2 separate regions of the Homo sapiens genome follow, and region 1 is linked to region 2. Evidence: read pairs that join two places in POLR2A ChIA-PET (ENCODE). Cell type or tissue: PC-9. All regions are shown on one strand. Links, peaks and the distances in the headings refer to the core of each region. The heading gives the core; the rest is flanking DNA. Region 1 has its middle 420 kb from the start of MIR4445. Region 2 has its middle 480 kb from the start of MIR4445.

Region 1 (5,404 bases), core at 105-5,104, 58 kb after region 2:
ATCCATCCATGCTGCATTGTTATGATGTAGTAACAACAAAAAACACCCCACAAAAAACCCATGAGAGTTATAAAGAAAAGAAAAGCAGGAGCTGCACGTGGAGGTTGAGCATTTGGAGGGAACAGAAGTGTCATGTGACAGAAGTTTCACACATCTCCAAGACCTCTTCCCAATGTCTTACCTGCACTGATGAGGTTAGATGACAGAGGAGAACAGAAAGATCATATTCCATAAACACTTAGCATGTAAATATAATTTTGATAGACATTCAACTGTTTTTATAAACATATTCTCTCTCCTTTAGAAGCATAATTATGCTTGTTTATACCTTAATTGCAGACTTTATATTTTTATTAAGTAGTAAATAAAAAAAGATACAGTTAAATTAAAATTCACTTAGATAAGTATTTTGTAGAGAAGTTAACCCTGATCTGGACTTTCAGTTAGAGAGGGTATTCGTGGACATGAAAGAGAAGGGCATTCTGGAAAGAGGGGCCAGCATGATCAAAGGCATAGAGGCTAGGGATAAAAAAGACTATGTGTAAAAGGAAAAAAAAGTGAAAAGGAAGGGAAATTAGTATTTACTGAATGTCTAGAATGTTTCAAAAATTGTAATAGGTGCTTCCATGCGTTTTGTAACTTAATAATCACAAAAACTTTGTTAACATTTCATTATCCTCCATTACAGTGAAGATAATCATACACCAGTGAGTTATTTAATATCCACATTTTGAAGATAAGAAGTATGACTATTTAGAGAATAGTCTGTGTCACAGGAATTTACAATATACATGTGAATGTAGAAAGAAGCTAAAAATGTTTACTAAATTATAGAAGCCATTGATTGCTGTATTCATTCTCTATGGCTGTGTAATAAATTATCACAACTTTAGTGTTTAAGACAACACACATTTATTGTCTCACAATTTCTGTGGGTCAGGAGCCTGGGCACAGCTTGGTTGACTTATCTGTCGAGGGTCTCAACAGCCATGTTCAAGGCTTCAGTCAGTTGCATTCTTATCTGGAGGCTCAACTGGGGAAGAACTCAGTGTCCCGCTCACATAGTTGTTGGTACTATTCAGTTTCTTACAGCTCTTAAAACTGAACATCAGTTGCTTTTGCTGACTATTGGCTAGAAGTCACCCTGAGCTCCTAGTGCCCACCCTTAACTTCTAGAGACCCACCACAAGTCCTTTCTCTATGGGTGTTCATACTATGACCATTTACTTCATTAGACACCAGAAAGAATCTCTAGAGTAATTATGCTAGCAAAACATTACATAATCGTGAAAATAACTGGTCATGATCTTTGACATATACCACTGTTTGGGAGCAAGTTACAGATGCTGCTCACATTTAAGAGAAGGGAATAATACATGCATGAGCACCAATTGGTAGAGATAAAGTAAGGTACACCCTAGTGTCTGTCTGCCATGATTACCATCATAATAAAACTAAGATTGACTGTAGTAAAATATAAACTTATTAAAGATTTTTGAGTAAGGGAGTGAAATAATCAGAACTGTGCTGAAAGAAGAAGAAAATTAGAGTTTGCTTCTAAATAGAAATAGGAAGATTAAAGAAATAAAACTTGAAAGCATTGTCTTGATTGCCTTTATAATATTAGGCCCTAACTCATGGGGTGATCCCAAATCTATTCTCTTCTGGCCATTTGCAAATTGAGGGGCACCATACATTGCCTATGTGATGCCCATTCTAATGTGAAGAATTAACACCATCTCCTTCCAGTGTGTCTCAATGGCAATAAATAACGAGAGTAAGAAAGGCAATAAAGAAATACAGCATGCTCCCTTGAGGGACTCCTGGTTGCTAAGATGCGTGATGCCTTGAGAATTCTGCATTGTTTAACTTTTGCACAGTGGTTTAGTTTGCAAACTGGTCTGTGGGGTTAAATATGACCCAAGGAAAATAGCAACTTGCAGAGAAAGTGACATGAAATTTAACCAGGGGAAAACCACAAATAAAGTCTATGGCTAGGTTTCCAGGCAAGAGAATAAAGTGTTTAAATTTACCAGAGGAAGACACAGAGTGAAATCGGCTAAGGAACTGATTAACCTAATCATAAACCAAGCATGTGGCAACTATACTGATAATTGCACTCCAGTGAGTCACTTATAATGCTATTACAGTGCACATTAGTCACCCTGCTGCCCTACTTGCCCAAAATATACTGCACATCGCCAGTGTAACAGCTGTTCTCTGCTTTGTAGAAGTTATAAATGTTGTGGAAACAAAGAATAAAATATATACTTTCTTGCATTCTGCTAGCCTGACTGGTTGTAACAGCTCAGTATTTTCTCTCATAAATAAATACAGATCCATAGAGATCCTCAATTTTTATAGATGTTCAGGATTTTTTTAAAAATCCTCTCAAACACTAATTCGATTATTTTGGTTGCTATTACCCAGTGTAATCTTGCAGTGGCAGGAAGTATAGTGAGACTAATGGGAATAGGTCTTTAATGGAAACGATGTTGGACCACTAAAGTCACCTCCATTTTGGGGGATGTTTCTTAGTGAAGTTGCTGACATGAAATAAAACAATTATCTAGACTCCTCAGAAAGATGATATAAAGGCCTACATAATTCTGCAGGTGTGAAATAACTATGAAATGTAATCTCCATCTGAGATGACAGCCAAGTTTTGAACATAAAGTTCATTCATTCTACAAATGTTTCTTGTGATCCTAACCATTACACACACTATTATACATGGGAGTTTCAAAAGAATAAAACAATTAAACAAGGTCTTTGTTCTCAAGAACTTATAATTTAGTGGCAATGATAAGCATGCAAATGAATTATGAAAACAAAATGTAGCTATATTTCTATGAAGGATGCACATAGTTCAGCAAAGTCAATTCTGCCTGCTATCGATAGGAAAATTTCAGAAAACAGTTGATATTTGAACTGGATTTGAAGGAAAAATATGAGTTTGACAGAATAGGAAAGAAAGAAAAAAGAAAGGTAACATTTCTCATGCTGTTTGGGACATGGAAAAAGATACTCATTTACATAATCTCATTTAACTCTTGTATCAGATTGTCAATGCCTGCCCTAAATCATCCACTAGGCTTTTCTTGGTTAACTGCCAGTTGCCAGTTTCTGCATATCTATGCCTGAAGCTTTCATTCCATAACCAGGAAAGGCAGTTATTTCTCCTTATTTTAACGGATTGAAAGCTAAAAGGAGTAGATCTAAAACTGAAAACACTTGGGAGATGGTATAGAAATATGTCAGCTCCCTGTTCTCCAGGTGGTATAATTGCAAGGTTTACTTTTTTCACAAAATCTGTACTAGTTTCTGTTGCTGCTGGAACTAAAAAGCATAGTAAGTAGCTAAAAAAAAAAAAAAAAAAGCACACACTGATTATCTTACAATTCTGGAATTCAGAAGTCCAAACAGGTCTTACTGAACTCGATTCAAGGTGTTAGTAGAGCTACATCTCTTCTGATTGCTCTGAAGGAGAATTATTTCCTTGTTTTTTCTTGCTTCTAGAGGTTGCCCACATTCCTTGACTCATGTCCACATCATTTCTACCTCTGCTTCTATCATAAACACACACATACACACACACAAAACACACACACATATATGTATGGAGATATATATATATATATAAATGAATACATAAATGTATGTGTATATATATATATATGTAACATGTGGGGTGGGAGAGTTAATTTGCCTAGGGTGGACTCGATTCCCTAATCTCAAGCAATCCTCTTGCATTCCAAGTAGTTGGGACTACAGGCATGCACCACTATGCCTGGCTCTCTCCTCATATTATCATATTTACAAACATTTCCCTGCAGGACTAAGCCCACTGCAGGAGTATCAAACCACTGATTTGATATTGCAATTCTTATAAGCAGCCTTCCTTTCCTTGTATGGTTTTCTTCCTTTGTGGTGTTTCTGATACTTTTCCCCGAAAAATTAACTATTTGTACTGAAATAAATATTACAACTAGAAAAATCCGAACTGAGACAGAACCTATGTGGAGAGCATTGTAAATATTTTTGTAATGATAGGGAAATAAAATGAAGAGAGACTAAATAGCTTCTTCAAATTTTCATAGCTAAAAACTATGAAGCTTACTTTAAGGTATTTACTTCATGTGCATACCATTCTGTTGTTTATTATTAATATAATAGTTGGAGCAATAGCTTCAATAATAATAGTAATAGTAATGATACTACTACTAATTATGATTATTAACAAACACAATAGGTATTATCCTTCCCTCTAAGTCCCTAAAGTCCATTGTATCATTCTTCTGCCTTTGTGTCCTCATAGCTTAGCTCCCACATATCAGTGAGAACATGCAGTGTTTGGTTTTCCCTTCTTGAGTTACTTCACTTAGAATAATAGTCTCCAATCTCATCCAGGTCACTGCAAACGCTGCTAATTCATTCCTTTTGATGGCTGAGTAGTATTCCATCATATATATAGATATATATGTGATGTATATATATATATATATATATATATATATATATATATATATAAACTGTGATATATATATATGTGTGTGTGTGTGTGTGTGTGTGTGTGTGTGTGTGTGTATGTATATCACAGTTTCCTTATCCACCATTGATTGATGGGCATTTGGGCTGGTTCCATATTTTTGCAATTGCAAATTGTGCTGCTGTGATTATGTGTGTGCAAGTATCTTTTTCATATAATGACTTCTTTTCCTCTGGTTAGATACCCAGTAGTGGGATTGCTGGATCAAATGGTAGTTCTACTTTTAGTTCTTTAAGGCATCTCCACACTGTTTTCCATAGTGGTTGTGTTAGTTTACATTCCCATCAGCAGTATAGAAGTATTAGCTGATCACCACATCCATGCCAACATCTAGTGTTTTTTTATTTTTTGATCACGGTCATTCTTGCAGGAATAAGGTGGTATCACACTGTGGTTTTGATTTGCATTTCCCTGGTCATTAGTGATGTTGAGCATTTTTTCACATTTTTGTTGGTGATTTGTATGTCCTCTTTTGAGAATTGTCTATTCATGTCCTTAGCCTACTTTTTGATGGGATTGTTTGTTTTTTTCTTGCTTATTTATTTGAGTTCATTGTAGATTCTGGATATTAGTCCTTTGTTGGATGATAGGCAGTAAAGACTTTCCCCTACTCTGTGGGTTGTCTGTTTACCCTACTCTTTAATTTATTTAAGTCCCAGCTATTTATCTTTGTTTTTATTGCGTTTGCTTTCTGGTTCTTGGTCATGAAACCCTTGCCTAAGCCAAAGTCAAGAGGGGTTTTCCAATGTTGTCTTCTAAAATTTTTATAGTTTCAGGTCTTAGATTTAAGTCCTTAATCAATCTTGAGTTGATTTTTGTATGAGGTGAGAGATGAGGATCCAGCTTCATTCTCCT
Region 2 (5,404 bases), core at 213-5,212:
ACATGAAATTTGAATTATTTTTCCAAGCTGGGGGAGTATCTTGGAGGCATTATAATAATGATGATAGTAGTCATAAAACTATTTTATGCAGGTTCTTTCATATGAAAATTAACATGTACCTTTCACATAACCATCTTATAATTAATGCCATATGTCTTTTTTATTGAAAAGACAGTTTGGTATGATGTACCAGGAGAACATTCTTTCAAGCCTGTTCTAAATTACATTACTTACTAAAAATCTCATTTCCTGCAAGCACTATCAGAACATTACCACTTTTCTTTATAATCAGATTTTATTTCTACACAACATATTTAGTCATTGTTTACATGGAAAAGTATCTATTAATATAAATAATTCTATCCTTCCTTATCCACTTCGTTTTCCCCTCTTTTTTTTTTTTTTTTGCAATGGAGTCTCACTCTGTCACCCAGGCTGGAGTGCAGTGGCATGATCTTTGCTCAATGCCACCTTCACCCACCGGGTTCAAGCAATTCTCCTACCCCAGCCTCCCGAGGTGCTGGGATTACAGGCATGAGCCACCGCACCCGGTCTTTTTTCCCTCTTGTTTTCATTCTGTATCTGATTTTTCTTTAGTGACTTTAGATCCTTTGGTAGTCTTTTGAACAATGCTTTTACTGTGTTCTTTTTTTTTTTTTTTTTTTTTACATTTTCTAATTTTTATTATTATTTTTTTAATTATACTTTAAGTTTTAGGGTACATATGCACATTGGGCAGGTTAGTTACATATGTATACATGTGCCATGCTGGTGCGCTGCACCCACTAATTCGTCATCTAGCATTAGGTATATCTCCCAATGCTATCCCTCCCCCCTCCCCCCTCCCCCCTCCCCACCACAGTCCCCAGAGTGTGATATTCCCCTTCCTGTGTCCATGTGATCTCATTGTTCAATTCCCACCTATGAGTGAGAATATGTGGTGTTTGGTTTTTTGTTCTTGCGATAGTTTACTGAGAATGATGATTTCCAATTTCATCCATGTCCCTACAAAGGACATGAACTCATCATTTTTTATGGCTGCATGGAATACTGTGTTCTTTTTTCTAAAATAATGGCTAAGAGGATTCTATAATATTTTAGCTCTATATTCGGATTACTTTTAGCATGTGCATTTTGGTCATCATCTTTTCTTAAAGTAACTTTATTGAGGTATGATTTCTAGAAATAAAATGCATTTTTTAAAGTATACAATTAATGAGTTTCAATAAATATATATATCTGTGTAGTTATCATCAAAATTAAAGTACAAAATATTTCTATTACCCCAAAAAATGACTCTGCCTCAAATCTTTCCCATCAAAGCACCTGAAAATTACTAATATACCTTCTGTTACTAAAGATTATTTTACCTTTCTAACATTTTATGGAAATGGATTCATACAGTATAAACTTACTTGCATCTGGCTTTCTATAATACACTGTCTTTTATATTCATCCATGCAGTTGCTATAGAAGTAGTTTGTTTCTTTTTATTTTTGGTAATACCCTGTTCTACAAATTGATGAAAATTTGTTCGTCAATTCACCTGCTAATAAATATTTAAGTTGTTTTTAGTTCCTGGCTCTTATAAATAAAACTGCTATGAATATTCATGTACAAGTCTTTTTAATGGACTAATGTTTTCATGTTTCTTGAGTAAATACTTAGAAATGAAATCATTGGTTGATACAGTTGGTATATGTTTACATTTACAAGAAACTGTAAAATAGTTTTCCAAAGTGGCTCTATCAGTTTTTTTCCCACCTATATTGTCTAAGTGTTCAAGTTGCTCTAAACCCTTGCCAGCATTTGTTGTAAATCTTTTCAATCTTAGCCATTCTATTAGATGGGGAATTGTACCTAGTTGTAATTTTAGCTTGGCTCTTCCTGATAACAAATAATGCTGAGCATCTTTCTCATGCTTGCTTTCCATTCACATATCCTCTTTTGTGAAATGTCTATTCAAGTATTTTGCCCATTTTCCTATTGATTGATTTGTTTTTCTTGATGGGATTGCATTTATTTTTACATTTATCTGTCTATATTCATATATATAGGTATAAAAATATATATATGAGATACAAATTTATAAATTCTTGTCAGATATACATATTGTGAATATTTTTCTCAGTCTGTGGCTTTTCTTTTTGTCTTAGTCCATTCAGACTGCTATAACAAAATATACACATGGTAGCTTATAAACAATGGAAATTTATTTCTCACAATTCTGAAACCTGGGAAGTTAAAGATCATGACACTGGCAGATACAGCATCTGGTAAGGACCACCTTTCTTCATAGACAGCACTTTCTAGCTGTGTCCTCACATGGTGGAAGGGGCAGGTTAGCTTTTTGGGGTCTTTTTTTACATCCCAATCATGATCTAATCACCTGCCAAAGGCCCCACCTCCTAATGCCATCACCTTGGTGGTTAAGAACTCAGCATGTGAATTAACCAGGGACACAAATATTCTGACCACAGTAGTTTTCATTTTCATAATAATCACTTTTGATAAGAAAATGTTTTTCATTTTCCTGGAGTCAAATCTATTATTTTTTTCTATTATAGCAATGTTTTAAGTGTCTCTTGGAAGTTTTTGTCTAGTTATGTTTATATCCAGAAGCTTTATAATCTTAGCTTTTATCTTTAGATAAATGGCCTACCTTAAATTAATTTTGTAAGATAACAGTTTGAAGTTCGTATTATTTATGTAAATTTCCATTTGTTCTTGTTCATTGTTCTAATATTAAATCGGTGAAAATATTGTTCTTTTACCCATTGAATTATTTTGACATATTTATCAAAAACCTATTGACCCCTATATGTGGAGATCTATTTCTAAAATCATTACTGTTTCATGAAACTATATCTTTATCCTGTTGCCAATACCACATTGTCTTGATTACTGTAGCTTTATAGTAAGATTTGAAACCATGGTAGTGCAAGATTTCTAGCTTTGTTCTTATTTTACAAAAACACTTAATTATTTTAGATTGTTTGCCTCTTGAAATACACTTTAGATTCAACTTAACTATTTTTACCAAAATATTTCTGTTGAAATTTTTATTTGGATTTCATTGAATTGTAAATGATTTGGGGGAAAATTAACACCTTAAAAACATGGAATCTCCTAATACATAAATTTGTTATATATCACCATTTATTTAGGTCTTTTTTCATTTCTCTCAGCATTATTTTGTAGTTTTCAGTGTACAGGGTTAATACATATTTTGATAAACTGATGTCAGCATTTTGTGTTTTTAATGTATCATTACCTTTTAAATCAACCTCTACAATAATTTTATCCCACATATTCAGAAATAATCAAACTTACAGGGCACACTGATATATAGTTAATTCAAGTATTAGTTAGATCTTCAATTGTATTACACAGCCTCATAACTCAGTGACTATTTAGGTGTTCCTTTACCATTTCCACGACCAAAAAAAACACTGTTATTTTTAAGGCAGACTATTATAGTTTTAACAAGTGATTCTAAATATTTGGAGTTTTCCTATATTAAAATGAAAACATAGCATTACATTTTTCACCTACCTCCTAACCACTGAATATCTTAAAAAAACAAGTCTGGTTGATCTTTACCATAAGAATCCCTCAAATATGTGAAAACCACTATCAAGTTTGTTAGTTTGCTTTCTGATTGGCCTCTTGTGTAGGGTGAATATCCCTAATTAGTCCATTAGTTAATTATGTGGCATGAGCTGAGATCTCAGTTATCCATGCAGCTCTCGTTCACACAAACTGCACCATATAATATCCTTCTTCAAAGGTGATGTCCAGAACACTATACCATGCTTATGGTGTGGTCTTTATAGTACTAAATATATTGGTGATATTATCTCTCAAACTCTGACAATTCTGTATTCTCACAATTTATTCCTAAAAGCTCTTAGAATTGGATATTCAACAATTAAATCAATCAGTTTTTTGGTTCCTGGAGCTCTTGATCAATTGTAATTTCTATCTATTTCTCAAAGTTCTCAGTTTTATGTTGCACTGAATTAGAGTGCTGAAACAATGGCTGTTGCAATATAGAGCTGTTTGTTGAAAAATCTCTTCTTTATGTGCCAGATTTTATGCTAGCTACACAAGACATTTATTTCTGTATTTAGACTTTATGTGTGCCATATTAGGTAAACATAAAATATGTCTCCAATTGTAATTGGATACAGGTTTAATCAAGAGAAAAGGTCAACAATTAACATAATTGAACAGGAAAGCTTTACTCCTGAAGTAAGCCAAATAAAATAAAAATTTTCTGCAATCAAAGAGGAACGTAAATCTATGTATGTAATTAACCCTTTATCCCATTGATAAGTTCAAAGTTGTTAGTTGTACATTTTCAAAGAAGTGAGTAGGTTGCTAAAAAGGCAAAGTGCTTTAAGAAACAGCACATATTTAAAAATAGGTAGTATTCCTTGAAATTAAGGTTTAAGTCCCTTTAATAATATCCCATTACTGGGTATATACCCAAAGGACTATAAATCATGCTGCTATAAAGACACATGCACATGTATGTTGATTGTGGCACTATTCACAATAGCAAAGACTTGGAACCAACCCAAATGTCCAACAATGATAGACTGGATTAAGAAAATGTGGCACATATACACCATGGAATACTATGCAGCCATAAAAAATGATGAGTTCATGTCCTTTGTAGGGACATGGATGAAATTGGAAATCATCATTCTCAGTAAACTAATGCAAGAACAAAAAACCAAACACAGCATATTCTCACTCATAGGTGGGAATTGAACAATGAGAACACATGGACACAGGAAGGGGAACATCACACTCTGGGGACTGTTGTGGGGTGGGGGGAGGGGGGAGGGATAGCTTTAGGAGATATATCTAATGCTAAATGACGAGTTAATGGGTGTAGCACACCAGCATGGCACATGTATACATATGTAACTAAACTGCACATTGTGCACATGTACCCTAAAACTTAAAGTATAATAATAATAAAATAAAAAATAATATCTAATTTGCAAAAAAAGATCTGTATATCATATCAAATGTTTACTTATGCTTAAATGGCTATTGATTTATATTTCTTTATTTAGCCTTGCTTATAATAGGAAACTCTTGAATATATTAACCTGTTATCATTATTAGTGTTTCAGCTGATCAACTGGTCATCCCGATTAATATATATCAAATTGCTCAAGGAGTATTCATGTGTCCAAAACTCAATGATGACCTTGAACAAATAAATTCTGTCTCCTTAAACATACTATTTTCAATATATACTTTTGTAGATATTGAAGACCGGCGAAAGAATACCAAATTAAGAATTATCATTCAGAATTTAAAATGCTTCATGAACCACTTCATTTTGAAATTGGAGGTCCGCTGTAAAGAAACAAATTTGAGTTTG

What was found. ChIA-PET counts read pairs that join two places held together with the same protein. Peaks named below come from ENCODE experiments on the same cell type or tissue, not always from the same donor. Only the 100,000 strongest peaks of a DNase experiment are listed, where the experiment ranks them.
Region 1: POLR2A ChIA-PET joins it to region 2 with 8 read pairs; 2 of 35 experiments call an interaction of 5 or more read pairs at or near these places.

Annotation. Positions count from the first base shown.
Region 1 is chr3:110,024,311-110,029,714 of GRCh38, reverse strand. No RefSeq gene overlaps it. Among named protein-coding and RNA genes, the nearest start is that of MIR4445, 420 kb to the right of the region's middle. In PC-9, for the core only: no CTCF peak of the experiment used is centred there; a DNase peak (open chromatin) is centred at 2,134.
Region 2 is chr3:110,082,603-110,088,006 of GRCh38, reverse strand. No RefSeq gene overlaps it. Among named protein-coding and RNA genes, the nearest start is that of MIR4445, 480 kb to the right of the region's middle. In PC-9, for the core only: no CTCF peak of the experiment used is centred there; no DNase peak of the experiment used is centred there.